Regions from separate parts of the Homo sapiens genome. Here region 2 is linked to region 1. Evidence: chromatin loops called from intact Hi-C (ENCODE). Cell type or tissue: heart right ventricle. All regions are shown on one strand. Each heading gives the region's core, and the rest is flanking DNA. Links, peaks and the distances in the headings are about the cores only. Region 1 overlaps HRAT17 (heart tissue-associated transcript 17). Region 2 has its middle 22 kb from the start of GPR85.

Region 1 (7,152 bases), core at 2,153-7,152:
ACTTTTTGTTTTCTTCCCAGTCTTTGCTCATGATAGAAGCAAAGAGGTCAAAAAACAGCTCAATCGAAAACCTAGAATAAGGCTAATAGCCCAATTAGATTATGTTGTCAGACTTACAGCTTGAAATGTCAGAAAGTCTGAAGAACTGGTTAACCTATTACCTTTTCCCCAAACTGTTCACAAAATTGCAGTGTTTCAATCACAGGTATAAATCCTGGATCTCTCAGACAAAGAGTTCAACCACAGTAACAATGCTTTAAATAACCACCGTTTTTTTTTTTCTGTTTTATTTAATACGGTCATTGACTACATAACATATATGTATTTAGTATGGATGTCCATTCTGCTTGAGGTGGAAATAAATTTTTGCAAAATACTTTACCCTTTTGGCACTGAATTTTGTGGAGATTCAGTACATAACACATATGTTCATGTCTCTACTGACCATTTCCAATTAGGACAATTCAGAGTACTTCTTTTAGTCAAAGCCTTTTAAATAACCTTTCTGGTTCTTTATTTCTGCTAAAAATAGTGTGTGTGTGTCTGTGTGTGTGTGTTTAATGTTAACTGAAAACTATTAGAAATAATAAGAATATTTAAAAAGTCGTAGGTTACGTAATTAACATTAAATATAAATAGCTTTCCAATATTTAATCAGTAGCCATATAGAAAATCTAATGGGAGAAATAATCCCATTTGTAAGAAAAATTAAAATATAAAATACCCGTAACCTATAAACTTATAGGAAATATACATAATCCATATGTCTAAAACTTGCAAACTATACTAAGGAATTTTTTTTAAAAGACTTAAATAAATCATAATACACACTATGTACTTCTACACTATGAAGATAAAAGTGTAAAGATGTCATTTCTCCCCTAAATTATTCAATAATTTAAATGCAGTAACAATTAAAATACCAAAAGGATTTCTCTTTCAACTAGACAAAATTATATAAGAATAATCTAGAAAAATAAACATGTAAGGATATTAAGAAAATTCTAAAATTGAAGAGTGAAAGTGACTAGCCCGACTAGCTCTTAAGATGCCATGTAGCTTCAGTAATTAAACAGTTTGGTACTTGAGAAGAACAGATTATTAAAGTCATGAAATAGACCAAAATACATATAGATATTACCTTTATGTCAACGTTGTGTTTCAAATCAATGTGGAAAAACTTCTGTTTAATGAAAACTAAAATTATAACCATAAACAGAGTCAAACAACACACAAGAAAAGAAATTTTTTTTTTTTTTGAGACGGAGTCTTGCTGTGTCACCCAGGCTGGAGTGCAGTGGCGCAATCTCGGCTCACTGCAAGCTCCACCTCCCAGGTTTACGCCATTCTCCTGCCTCAGCCTCCCACGTAGCTGGGACTACAGGCACCTGCCACCACCCCTGGCTAATTTTTTTGTATTTTTTTTAGTAGAGACGGGGTTTCACCGTGTTAGCCAGGATGGTCTCGATCTCCTGACCTTGTGATCTGCCCGTCTCGGCCTCCCAAAGTGCTGGGATTACAGGCGTGAGCCACCGCGCCCAGCAGAAAAAGATATTTTTAACATGCAAAAAAAGATTAATTTCATTAATTTACAAAGAAATCATACATAGGAATCAGTAAGGAAAAGATGAAAAAAATCAGAGTGGACAATGGTAAAGATATGCTTGAGTGTTTCAATAGACAAGAAATACAAATTGCCAATTAGCAAGTAAAATTTTCAATCTCAAGTTAACAATTTAAGAAATACAAATCTAAAAAATTTTACAAATAAGATTGACAAAAATGTAGAAGTCTAACGATATCCAATGCTGGTAAAGATTTGAGACGAGGACACTCTTACATACTGGTTGTAGAGGTACAAATTGATTTAAGCTTTCAGGAGGGTATTTGGCAATATCGATCCAAATTTTAAAACCACATACTTTTTGGCCAGAAATTTCTCTGCTAGGCATTTACCCAGTGGAATGTTTGCAAAAGTGCAACAAGATATATGTGCTAGAATCTCTGTGGAAGATTGGTTTAAAATATTAAGCTACAATCATATAATGGAATATGGAGTCATTTATAAAGAATGAGGGGGATTTATATATGCTAATAAGGATATAATTCTAAAATATAAAATTCTTAAGTGAATTTTCAGATGAGGAACTATATGTATGAGTGTATTTATATTACATATAAATATTATATATAATATTTTGTGAGAGAGAAAGAGAGAGGAATCTTTTCTTTTTCTGGAAGAAAGAAAGGAAAAAAGTGCCTGTGATTACTTAGACAAAAAGTACCGGGGTTGTAAGTGAAGGTATTTGGAAGGAGATAGAAAACGAAAGCTTTCCCCTTGCAGTTTGTATCTTTCTATACCACATAGATTTTCCTTATCACATTCAATTATTTATTTAACATATCAATGCATTACCTAGGTGACAAAATTTTAGGGCAGTATTTACTTTCATTATTTTATTTATCTAAATTAAAAATGAAACAAAAATTAATGCTATTTTAACATTTCAAATAAATTGCTTTACATTGTCTATAATTCACTCTAAAATACTGCAGTATAGACAATATGATAGATTAGTTTCAGTTTAATCTTGCCCTAGGTAATTATCATTTGAAGTATACTAATCAGGAAGATCTACTTCAGGGGCAGTTAGTTAGCATTGACCCAAACCTGCAATCCAGAGGCTGCTACACCAGGCTTTCAAGTACGATATTTTATCTCTGGTCAACACCAAAGGCTTTAGATGTTAAAAGTGATTTTCACTGGTGAAATGAATGATGCTCAGATGCATGCATTGGTTAGAAATAATGTACAGATTTTCCCACCTTTGAATGAATAGCTTAGTATCTAGGCAACTAATGTCCTAACACTTCTGAATAAAGCCCCAGCTTATAAGTAAATTATTTGGCTGCCTGATGGAGGATTTTTGTCACCTGACTCTGTTAAAAGCTTAGCTGTATTTGATACTGAAACATACATTTGTCTCTATTGATGTTTGTATGCAAGTTTCTGTTAGAGTGACTAAAATGATACAGTTTGCAGAACAGGTTTTATGACTTTTTTTCAATAAACATTGCTATGAAATCTTCGTATGTGCAGCAAATTTGGTCTGAGACTCGTTTTCATTGTAACATATCATCTCATAGTGAAGTTATGGAGGAGGAAACCTACAGCCCTCACCTAAATTTGAATTATGGGAAGTCACTTCACATATCAACCCCAAAAAGATGAGTTATTGTGAATGACCAAATTATTTTAGATGAGCGTGCAACAAATTTATAATACAAGTATTAAGGGTAGTAGCTACAAGAAGAGAGCTTAGAAGCAATCTCAGCATGGTATACTCCCGCTCGGTTATCATACCTTATCTCCAGAAATATAGACCTGGCATTAGAAATTTAAGATTTGATTATGGCATCTTTATATTTTTTATTAAGCTTATAGAATTGTCTATTCCCCCCAACTTTCCTGTGTCATTTGAGATCACTATCATATTTCCAATTCTCCACCCCAGTGAGCATTTTTGCCTGGCATGTTGGCAACTTTTCTCTGCAAATATGAAAGTATTCTGCTGGTTTCTCAATGAGCAACGCCCAAGGACTTGTTTAGGGCCTTTCATCATTCTGCCAAAAGCCATGATAAAATCTGTTGACTGCAAAAAAATCCTGAATTCACAGTCAAAATATAGTCCTTCATAACATAAATTTCTGTTTTTATTCCAATTATCTTCATTTAGCACTGCCAGGATACCCACATTACCTGAAATAACAGTTGCATTTTTTGGACAAAGTTTATTTTCTCACCAGTTTTATTCCTTGGGCATGTGCCACTTTTTAATTCCTATGCAAAAATTTAAATCATCTAATCATTTATTAATTAACTTTTAGAATTTCATCCATTTAGGTCTGTTTTAAAAGATGTTCATTCTTTAAATATAATATAGTTCCAAGAGTAGTTAAAATAAGTTTGAATATCTTGCCTTTGCAAATCTAAATCTTCTGTGTGCTTCCCAGGTAGTTTATGTTGGTATACCACTTTGGCATTATCAATTTAAGTTATATTTAGAGCTCCTCAGTCTCATAATATCCTTCCCTATGTCCCTTAACAAAATTCTGACTAAGAATATTAAATATACATTATTTAATCCTCAAACAAGACATCATCATCTATATTACAAATTAACTCCTTGATTGGGAAAAATTACGTGAGACTATTTTATTCTTCTCACCTGGAAATGAAACTGCTCATCTTGCCATGAATTTTACACTGTGCCCTCAGATCACCTGATACCTGTGAAAACAGTTCTAATTACTAGAAACACAAAATATGCGAAAGATCTCAGGGACAGTCTGGTTCAGTACAGTTATTTTAAAGGAAAATTGTGTTTCTCAGAGAGGTTTAACAGGTTGCTCAGGGTTATTTAGCATGTCGGTGACAAAGGGAAACCAGAACCCAAATTTCCTGACTCTAGCCCATTTCCCCCAAGGATATCACACCACTTTCTTCTTCAATTAACTGATTAACTAAGGTTTTTTTCATGAACAGTCTTGAAAAGCCAACATGTCAGCAATTAAGAGTATGGTGAAATTGAAATAAAATCCATATGGAAATTTCAAACTCCATTGTTTAGATCTAGACAGATACCCTAAAGAACAACATTAATTCCTTGTCACCTTTAACAACAACAAAAATAATACCTGTTTTATGCTTTGTCCTTCATATTCCCAGATTAAGGGAGGTGTGAAATTGATGGTGTTATTCCTTTTTTATTTCTTTGTAGTCATCATATAAAATTAGAAACCCTTAAAATCTTTCTCTGATTGAGCTCCCCTGAAGCATCCTTTTCAAGTTTCATTCTTTGTGTTTCACATTTCATTCCTCATTTTGCTTCTAACCCTAAAACTGTCAACTTCTTTCCCTGTCCTTTCCTCAATGTTAAATTAACAAATGATGGGCAAATAGGTTCATAAATAGGTGAAATTATAAAGTACGCTCTTTCACTCTGAAGCCAAGATAATTTTTCAGTTATATACATTTAATGCTTTCTAGTAATTGGCAAAGAATCTGAATGGTGCTGCATTCAAATGAATAAATGACTCCATAGCATGAAATAGTATGGTAATAATATGGGATATGCTACCCAGAAAAAGTAAGGATTTTATATCTACCAAATTATGGACAAAATCTAACATCTGTTACAATCATGAAAGGTGTGGGTTAAAAGTTTTTTTCAAAATTAACTAAAATATATAATGTCTTAGAAATGCCTAAATATTGTTGAATATTACCAATTAACTTTTTTTAAATTTAGCTTGGCATTTTCTCATTTCCTTTGACAACATGTTTTGTACCGAGCTTTTTAGTGCCCTTCTTTTAAAAACTCAAGGTAGTTTACCACCTACTCTGCACTGTCAATGCACTCTCATTTCTCACTCTGTAGTTCTCATTTCTTATTCTTATGGTGTGGTTCTTTGTTTTTTTTTTTTTTCAAGTACCAGATTTGCAAGTAGAAAGATCTGTGTTTCTAAATGCATGGGACATGATACACTTGGAGAAGTGACTACCAAAGAGGCATGTTTATAACTGAATTCAGACACAGGGGAATGAAAGACATTGTCAATTTTTATTTATTTTTTTATTCTTTGAGTAATTATCTCTGTGGTCACCTTCTATGAACCATAATTTCCTTATCCATACAACAAAGATCCAAAATACATCATCTAAGTTCTAATTATAGGAAATTAAAGCAGCTACTTCAATGTCTATCCTATAACATAGCATAGTAACATAATCAGGTAATGTTATTCAGCAATTTGTTAGCCCACAACACTCCCCTTTCCTGTTGCCTGCCCGAACTCAGGTTTGGAATAAACATACATTTCCAAAAAGCCCATAAAGATGTAATCATGAGATTTTCTACTCTGGTAGCAGGTCGACAGATAATGAAGTCATAGTCTCTTTAATTGTAAAACCACAACACATGATATGACAGGCACTGTGATAAGCCTAACGCCTTACTATATTCAGGATTTGGAAGATGAAATTAAGTAGATATTCTTTGAAATTGCTGTTCCCCAATACATTTAAATACACCTTCTCCCCCTTGGATTTTCAACTATTTCCTTCATATGGCTATAAAAGAATAAAAACTGACAGATTTGTATTATGCTACAACATATAGTAGAACTCTGAGTAAGTAAGACATCATATATTAGTATTATAACATTATATAATCATAAAATTGGGTTATAGACTCTTGTGATGACGTATTTATTTTACTTACCAACACTGGCATCCAGTCATAGGAACTGAACTGTAAAGTAAAAGTGACCCTCCTTGACAAGAGTAAACACAAGGAATTAAGACGAAAGATGCCTTAGTTTATGTAATGTTTGGATTCCAGTGATTATTATTCTGAAAATAATCTTGAGTGGCACATTTGACGTTTTCTGAAGCCAAAGTAAGTTTGATGTTAGATATTGAAATGCAATGATTGAGAGAGTTCATTGTCAGGTTTTCTATTTTTTCTAGAAAATTTTAGAGTTATTCAAGAAATCTTAAGAATCAGTTCTCTTAGATGTGATTCTAAGGCTACCTGTCTTCTTATTTGTGAATACAGATGATTTTAAAACAAAGAGGAAAGGGAGAAGATGGAAAAACTTACGAAAAAAATAGTATTATCTGGTTAAAGAATCTTAAATAGCCATTAGTTATAAATCCTAAAAATTAACGTCATTAATAATGAATAATCAAGAAGATTTAAAACTTGGTATATTAGTCTGCTCAGGCTGCCATAAGAAAATACTACAAACTGGTGGTTTAAACAATAAAATTTATTTTCTCTCAGAAGTCTGTGATCAGGATGCCAGTAAATTCAGTTTCTGGTGAGGGCTGTCTTCTTGGCTTGCAGATGGCTGCCTTCTCAAAATGTCCTCAACATGGTCTTTCCACTGTGCATGTGTATATATAGAGAAAAAGCTCTTGCATCTCTTTGTCTTCTTTTTTTTTTTTTTTTTTTTGAGACGGAGTCTCGCTCTGTCGCCCAGGCTGGAGTGCAGTGGCACGATCTCGGCTCACTGCAAGCTCCGCCTCCCGGGTTCACGCCATTCTCCTGCCTCAGCCTCCCGAGTAGCTGGGACTACAGGCGCCCG
Region 2 (7,199 bases), core at 1,076-6,075, 100 kb before region 1:
TCCTCTTCTGCTGGCTTTTGCTTTCTTGTATTTGGCATTTGAATATGTTCATGATTCTCTTGCCTCAAATAAACAATGAAAAACTCCTCAATCCTACATCTCCCTCCAGCTGTAATGCCTTCTCACCTCTTCCCAATCAAGCATCATCTTCTAGTCACTCTTCCATCCATGGCAGCCCTGTTTCCTTCACCACTTCTATTCCTAAGGTCACCAAGAATATCAGGGCTGGTAAATCTAATGACACTTCTTTTTTTTGAGGTGGAGTTTTGCTCTTGTTGCCCAGGCTGGAGTGCAATGGCACGATGTTGGCTCACTGCAACCTCCACCTCCTGGATTCAAGCGATTCTCCTGCTTCAGCTTCCCAAGTAGCTGGGATTACAGGCACCCACCACCACACCCAACTAATTTTTCATATTTTTAGTAGAGATGGGGTTTCACCATGTTGGCCAGGCTAGTCTCGAACGCCTGACCTCAGTTGATCCACCCACCTTGACCTCTCAAAGTGCTGGGATTACAGGTGTGAGCCACTGTGCCAGGCCTCCTCCTTTCTTTCCTGAAAATGTGAATTTGTGTGCTCACTTTCTTTCTTTCTCCCTCCCTGTCTCTCTTTGTTCAGTTTGATTAGAGGTTTATCAATGATACTGGTATTTTCAAAGAACCAGCTTTCAGTTTCATTGGCTTTCTTTATTGTTATTCTGTTTCCTACTTCATTGATTCCTACTCCTATCTTTATTAGTTCGTTACTTCTGCTTACTTTGGGTTTAATTTGTTCTTCTTTTTTAAATTTTCTTTAGGTAGAGGTTTACATAACTGATTGTGACCTTTCTTCTTTACTAATATAAGAATTTAATGTATACTTTTACCCATAAGCACTTGAAAAAATATATTCTTCTAATTTTGGGGATAGGCTGGGCCCTGTCTTTGCCATTCACCATATAATCCCTAAAATCCAGCACAGTGCCTGGCACAGAGTCCATTCGTATTTGTTGAACAAATGAATAAATGAATGCATGAATGATTGCAGATTTCCTCTCCTTCTCTGGCTCATGCCACTTCATTGCTCACTTGAATCACTGCAGAAGCCTTCTAACTGGAGGGACTGTGTCTGCTATTGCCCTCCTTCCGAACTGTTTTCTGTACTTCTTCCAAATGAGCTTTCTGAAACCAAACTTGATGATGTTTCTGCCCAATTAAAAACCCTTGAATTGGCCGGGCGCAGTGACTCATGCCTGTAATCCCAGCACTTTGGGAGGCCAAGGTGGGTGGATCAACTGAGGTCAGGAGTTTGAGACCAGGCTGGCCAACATGGTGAAACCCCATCTCTACTAAAAATATGAAAAATTAGCTGGGCATGTTAGCAGGCACCTGTAATCCCACTTACTTGGAAGGCTGAGGCACGAGAATTGCCTGAACCCAGGAGGCAGAGGTTGCAGTGAGCCGAGATCGCTCCACTGTACTCCAGGCTGGGTGACAGAGTGAGACTCAGTCTCAAAAAAAAAAACAAAAAACAAAAAACAAACAAACACACAAACAAAAAAAACTTGAATGGCTTTCTAATGTTCTTAGGATAAAATCTAAACTCCTAGATATTGCTTATAAAACTACTTGTAACCTGGGTGCTGTGTACTTCTGTCACCTAATCTATTTTCAATCCCTGTTTATACTCCGTTCTCCAGCCATGCTAAATGTTTCCCATTACCATGAACAAGTGATGCCCTTCCCTCACTGAGAGCTTTTGTACTTGCTTTGGTCTGGAAGACTGACTTCCAACCACCTGTTTCTCTAGGTTAAGACATAGCTCTTCCAGGAAGCCATTCCTAACCCCTCAATTCTGGATTCTGGTGCACATCCTATGTTCTTTCCCTGCCACAGAAATTATTGACATACAGTACTTCATTAGTCTACATCTTCTCCTCTTCACTGTAAGGCCTCTGGAGACAAATGCCGCATCCATCTCATTCATCACTGATTTCCACAAAACCTGTTACAGTGCCTGGCAACTGGTAGGTCCTCAGAATACACTGGTTGGATAAATATTCTCTAGCATTTTCCCATCCATTTAGAACACCTTCATTGTCACTTTGGATGGCATAGGAACTTGGACTTGAAAGAAGAAAATAGGGGAGAAATAAGTTTGGAAGATGGGGTTGAGTGTTAGTTTAAAGGCAAAATGTTCTGCACTAAAATTAGTGAATTAGGTACAAGTGGAGAGGACAAGCTCAGGAGCTCAGTGGCCTTAGGATATGACACCAGTAACCATAACAGGACAGGGAAGACTGAAAATTTCTGGGACTTTAAGCTTGCTCAATGAGAGCCAGGAGTCTTTGAAGACAGGCTTGACTGTCAGCTCTGAGAATCCAACACACAGAAGTCAAGGAAAGGATGACAACAGCTAACTACATATATATATACACATATAAACATATATATGTATATAGTTAGATATATATATATCTGCACTCATTCATCCATCAACTTATTTATTATATATGAAATATATAATTATATATAATTAATAAATAATTTATTATATATAATAATAAATAATAAATAATTTATTATATATAATAATAAATAATTTATTATATATAATAATATATAATAAATAAGTAGGATGAATGAGTGCAGAATTATATATAAAATATATTATTATATATATATAATATTATTTATTTATTATATAAAAATATACATTTATTTTATATATAATAAATAAGTTGATGGATGAATGAGTGCAGATTTCCTCCAATTCTCCAATAGTGCACTTGGCTTCTGGGAGGTTCACAAGTTCTGCTGGAAGAGCAGACCATGGCAGTGAAGAATCCAGAGGGAGGCAATATAGTGCAGTGTGAACTTGCCTTCTTCCTTCTTCTCTCCAGATATACCATAAAGTTCCAAGTGAGTTAAAGCTATTATCTCACTAAATCCTCTGTGAAGAAAGCACTATTATTAATCTCATTTTGCAGAGGAAAACATCAAGGCTCTGAGAAGAAAATAACTCATTAATGATATCTGGTGTCAGGATTCAAATATATGTCTGCCTGCCTGGTAAGCCCAAACTCCTGCTCACCATGCTGTCCTGCCTCACCCCATAATAAACATCATATTTTGGTGCTTACTCTCTCAAAATTAGCTGCATTAATTACCTAATTTATCCACTCCCTACTCTAAGATACATAAACTGAGACTTAGAAAGGAAAAGTATTTTGCCTACTGTCAGGCAGATAATAAGAATTGAAGCTGGATTTTAAACCTAGATCTGCCTGTCTCCAAAGCCCAAATGCATATACTCTGGATTGTTACCTCTGTTTTGAATAATTAATTTTTATTAAAAGAGGGGTCTTTGGTTAGGGCCACATGATTAGTCAGGGTCAACTGGGGCTAGAGTCTGCCAACACTGAGCTAGAAGAGAAGGGCTTGAATCCTGCCTGGAGACAGCTCTGACCATGACGGATCTTAATATAACCCAGTCAGGTTGGGATAAGTGATGAAGGCATGAGGGAGAGGCCTAGGAAGAGAAAGGACAGGAAGTTGAGGCAATCTGGACAGAGCCTGTCCAGAGGACCAAATGGTTCCAACAACGCAGAATTGAGAACAAGTCTGGCTAGGATATCAAGCCAAGAATGAGTGGCTGTTGATAGAAATAATTCAGGGGAAAGCAAGGATAACAAACTTATATTAACCACTTAAAACTTGTTTAGCAAAGCTCTGGCTACAAACCAAGACACATTTCCATACTTATGCATATTTCCCTTTCTGTTCATTTTACATCCTATAGTTTGGTCATTCGGCAATGTTGCGATGAGACAGAATTTTCACTGCTCTAATCATTTAATATAGAGCATTTCTTTTAGGTTATAGAGACACTGCTGTATCTGCTACCATACCACCTAAATGAGGAAACTAGAGGAATGTCTTTTTTCAATCCAGGAAAGTAGCCACAATATGGAGTGATCTAGAAGAGATCAGCAGTGTGATAACTGTGACAGATTTTTTTCTTTCTCTCAGTTTGCCTTAATTGTTTTCTCCAATGTTTGTAATGCAATTGAATTATATTAAAAATAATAATGACTGTTAATTAGAATATTTAAATTAGGCTGCAAATATTTTTCCTTTCTAATATGCTAATTGCCAAAGAAGAAAGTCTATGTAGAAACCCAAGTAGAGGATGCACCAAATAAGGAAGAGCTGCTTTAGATGCAAAAGTGCCAACGGCAGCGAATTTCTTTGTTTGTTTGTTTGTTTCACAAGTTCATACATGGAGGTGGTGGGTAGTTAACAAATGATATGTTAACAGATGATATTTGTTAAGAAGCTGACAATACAGTGTGATGGCACCAGTGATAAAGTCAAGAATCTGGAGTCAGGTTGTACATGTCCCACTAATTAGCCTCGCAGCTTTAGGCAAATTTCCCTTCTGTAGGCTTCTTTTGTCTCATTTGTAAAAACAAGGTATTGGGATACAGGACTGTTAAGATCCCTTTCTATTCTAAGATATAGTGATGCTAAGTGAATGGATTCTAACAGCTCTAGTAGTTTAAGTAGCTGAGTATTAGAATCCTGATGGTGAGCCTAACAACATGACAGTAACAGTTAACAGTAGTAATTCATATCACAGGAATTCCCATCTGGTGGTCATTCACCCCTCTTCCTTCAACCCCTAGTCCTTAGCTGTTTCCAAACAAAAAAATAAGTCTAGAATGGAAATGGGAGCCAAATTCCCTGCAGCACCCTGAGAGTAGTCCTGTAGCACCTGCTTCTCTATTCTGTCCATTAAAATAAAAAATAAAATCTCCTATGTCCATCTGGTATCATTCAAAGGTTGCCAACCTGGCTTCATTCATGGGTACTAAATCCACTGACTCTTATCTAACACAAATTTTATACTTCCTATTCATAGACCCAGCATGAACGGAATCAGCAGATTGTGCTGTAACTAGTTAGCTGCATTTAATTCCAATAAGCAAACCACAAATTTCATGTAACCAATTTTGCTCTATGTGCTTCAAAATAGATTTAAGAAAGCAATTTAAATTTTTGGAGAAGATAAGACAATTCCAACAGTGCATAGCGTTTATTTTAAAATAACTAATAATTTGAAATCTAAGGTCACATTAAATGACAGAAAATAATAGATAAGTATTCAATAACAAAAATGGAAATTATCATTTAATTGGATGCGCGTAAATACAATTCTATAAAATAATGGCTATTAATCTTTTTAAAATAAAAAGTAACTGAGCTATTTACACAACCTTGGGAAAGTTTGCAATTAAAGAGGCAGTAAGGAAACAGGAAAACACTGCACATTCATTCCAACAAAAACAGTACCATAAGTATGAGGGGACTTCAAAAAGTTTGTGGAAAAATTGAATTAAAACATAAAAATAAGAATATAAGCTTTACTTCTCAACATAAGCTCCATCATGTTTAAGACACTTATAAGTGATGATATCAGCCATGTAGTCCGTTTTGAAAGAACTGTGGGTCCTGGGAAGTTAATCATGTCAATAAAGTCTTTTTTACATTATTAACTGAAAAAAATGGGTGTCCTTTAAAGATTTTTTAGTATTAGAAAACAAAAGGAAGTCAGAAGGAGCCATATCAGGATGGTAAGGTTGATGCTAATGATTGAAACTCTTGCGAAATTGTCCTTATTTGACAAGAAGAATGAGCAGGAGCATTGTTGGAGGTGGGAACTTCCTAGCGAAGCTTTACTGGGTGTTTTTCTGCTGAAATTTTAGCTGTGTCAACACATTCTCATAATAAGCAGATAATATCATTCTTTATCCCTCCAGAAAGTCAACCAGCAAAATGCCTTGAGTATCCCCAAAAAACTGTTGTCATTACCTTTGCTCTGGACCAGCCTGCTTTTGCTTTGCCTGGACCACCTTCACCTCTTGGTAGACATTGCTTTGATTGTGCTCTATCTTCAGAATCACACTGGTAAAGCCCTGTTTGATTTCCTGTTACGATTCTTTGAAGAAAGGCTTCAGGCTCTTGATGCTACTTGTTTGAAATTTCCCTGGAAAGCTCTGCTCTTGTCTGCAGCTGATCCAGGCACCATGGCCTTGGCACCCATCAAATGGAAAGTTTGCTCAACTGTAATTTTGCAGTCAGGATTGTGTAAGCTGAACCAAATGAGATATCTACGGTGTTGACTGCTGTTTGTGCTGTTAATCATCAGTCTGCTTCAAACTGGACACAAATTAGATTCATTTTCTCTTCCCAAATTGATGTGGATGATCGGCCACTACAGGCTTCATCTTTAATGTCATCTCATCTCTTCCTAAAATGAGTTATCCATTTGTAAACTGCTGACTTCATTGGGGCATTGTCCTCACAAAATTTTTGTAAAGCATCAATGATTTTGCCATTTTTACATCCAAGCTTCACCATAAATGTAATGTTTGTTCTTGCCTCAATTTTAGCATAATAATGTTGCTCTGAGAGGGGGCTCTTTTCAAACTGATGTTTTATTTACCTTAGTGCCTCAAACTCGATTCTGTTCAGATATGGTATAATACATTATAAGAGTAAGAGTTTATTTTGATGCAAGAAAATGAAATCTATGCCTAGTTTTTTCATAACATGCATTTTCTATGAACTTTGTGAAGACATCTCATATACATAATCAACCTAATGGTCTAATGAAATTTCTGTTTGTTATGAAAATATCAAATATCCATTTTGGCTCTTTTCCATACTATTTTGCTGGAAAGTAAAAGTGAAATAAGTCACTAAATCTTTTAATGCTAAGTTATAAATACATAAAGGTAAAAACTGAAGAGTTTGCCAATTGGACAAAAATAAATTCTGGTCTTTTGCTGTTTTTCTTTCTAATTTATGTACATTACCATTTTAGGAAACATAATTATGCAAAGACCATAAAGGTGTGTCATATTCCTTAGCCAAGGACAAGATGCTTTAATGGCAATTTTTGCATTTATTCTTCCTAATCTTGTAAGAACTGTCAAAGCCAAGAAAAAGTGTTACCATACTTCACTCTGACCACTTGCTTGAGCTTAATTTCCACTCTGTTGCATATGAACTCTTGAAGCACTTTATATAACTAAATGAGGGTATTACAGCAAAACAGGAGAAAGGACGATCAACCAGTAGCTATAAGAAGGTGATAGAGATTTGGAGAGAGCTGAGATTGTTGAATCTAAATGGTATGATGCACTGACAGAGGATGA

The links. Hi-C counts contacts between places; a loop is a spot of excess contacts. Peaks named below come from ENCODE experiments on the same cell type or tissue, not always from the same donor. Only the 100,000 strongest peaks of a DNase experiment are listed, where the experiment ranks them.
Region 2: a loop joins it to region 1, with 2.0 times the contacts of the local background. A loop is called at or near these places in 1 of 110 quality-filtered maps.

What each region holds. Positions count from the first base shown.
Region 1 is chr7:112,962,134-112,969,285 of GRCh38, reverse strand. The region is part of intron 4 of HRAT17 (heart tissue-associated transcript 17); the gene reads left to right. Among named protein-coding and RNA genes, the nearest start is that of SAMTOR, 26 kb to the right of the region's middle. In heart right ventricle, for the core only: no CTCF peak of the experiment used is centred there; no DNase peak of the experiment used is centred there; H3K4me3 peaks cover 547 bases; H3K27ac peaks cover 1,832 bases.
Region 2 is chr7:113,061,249-113,068,447 of GRCh38, reverse strand. No RefSeq gene overlaps it. Among named protein-coding and RNA genes, the nearest start is that of GPR85, 22 kb to the left of the region's middle. In heart right ventricle, for the core only: no CTCF peak of the experiment used is centred there; no DNase peak of the experiment used is centred there.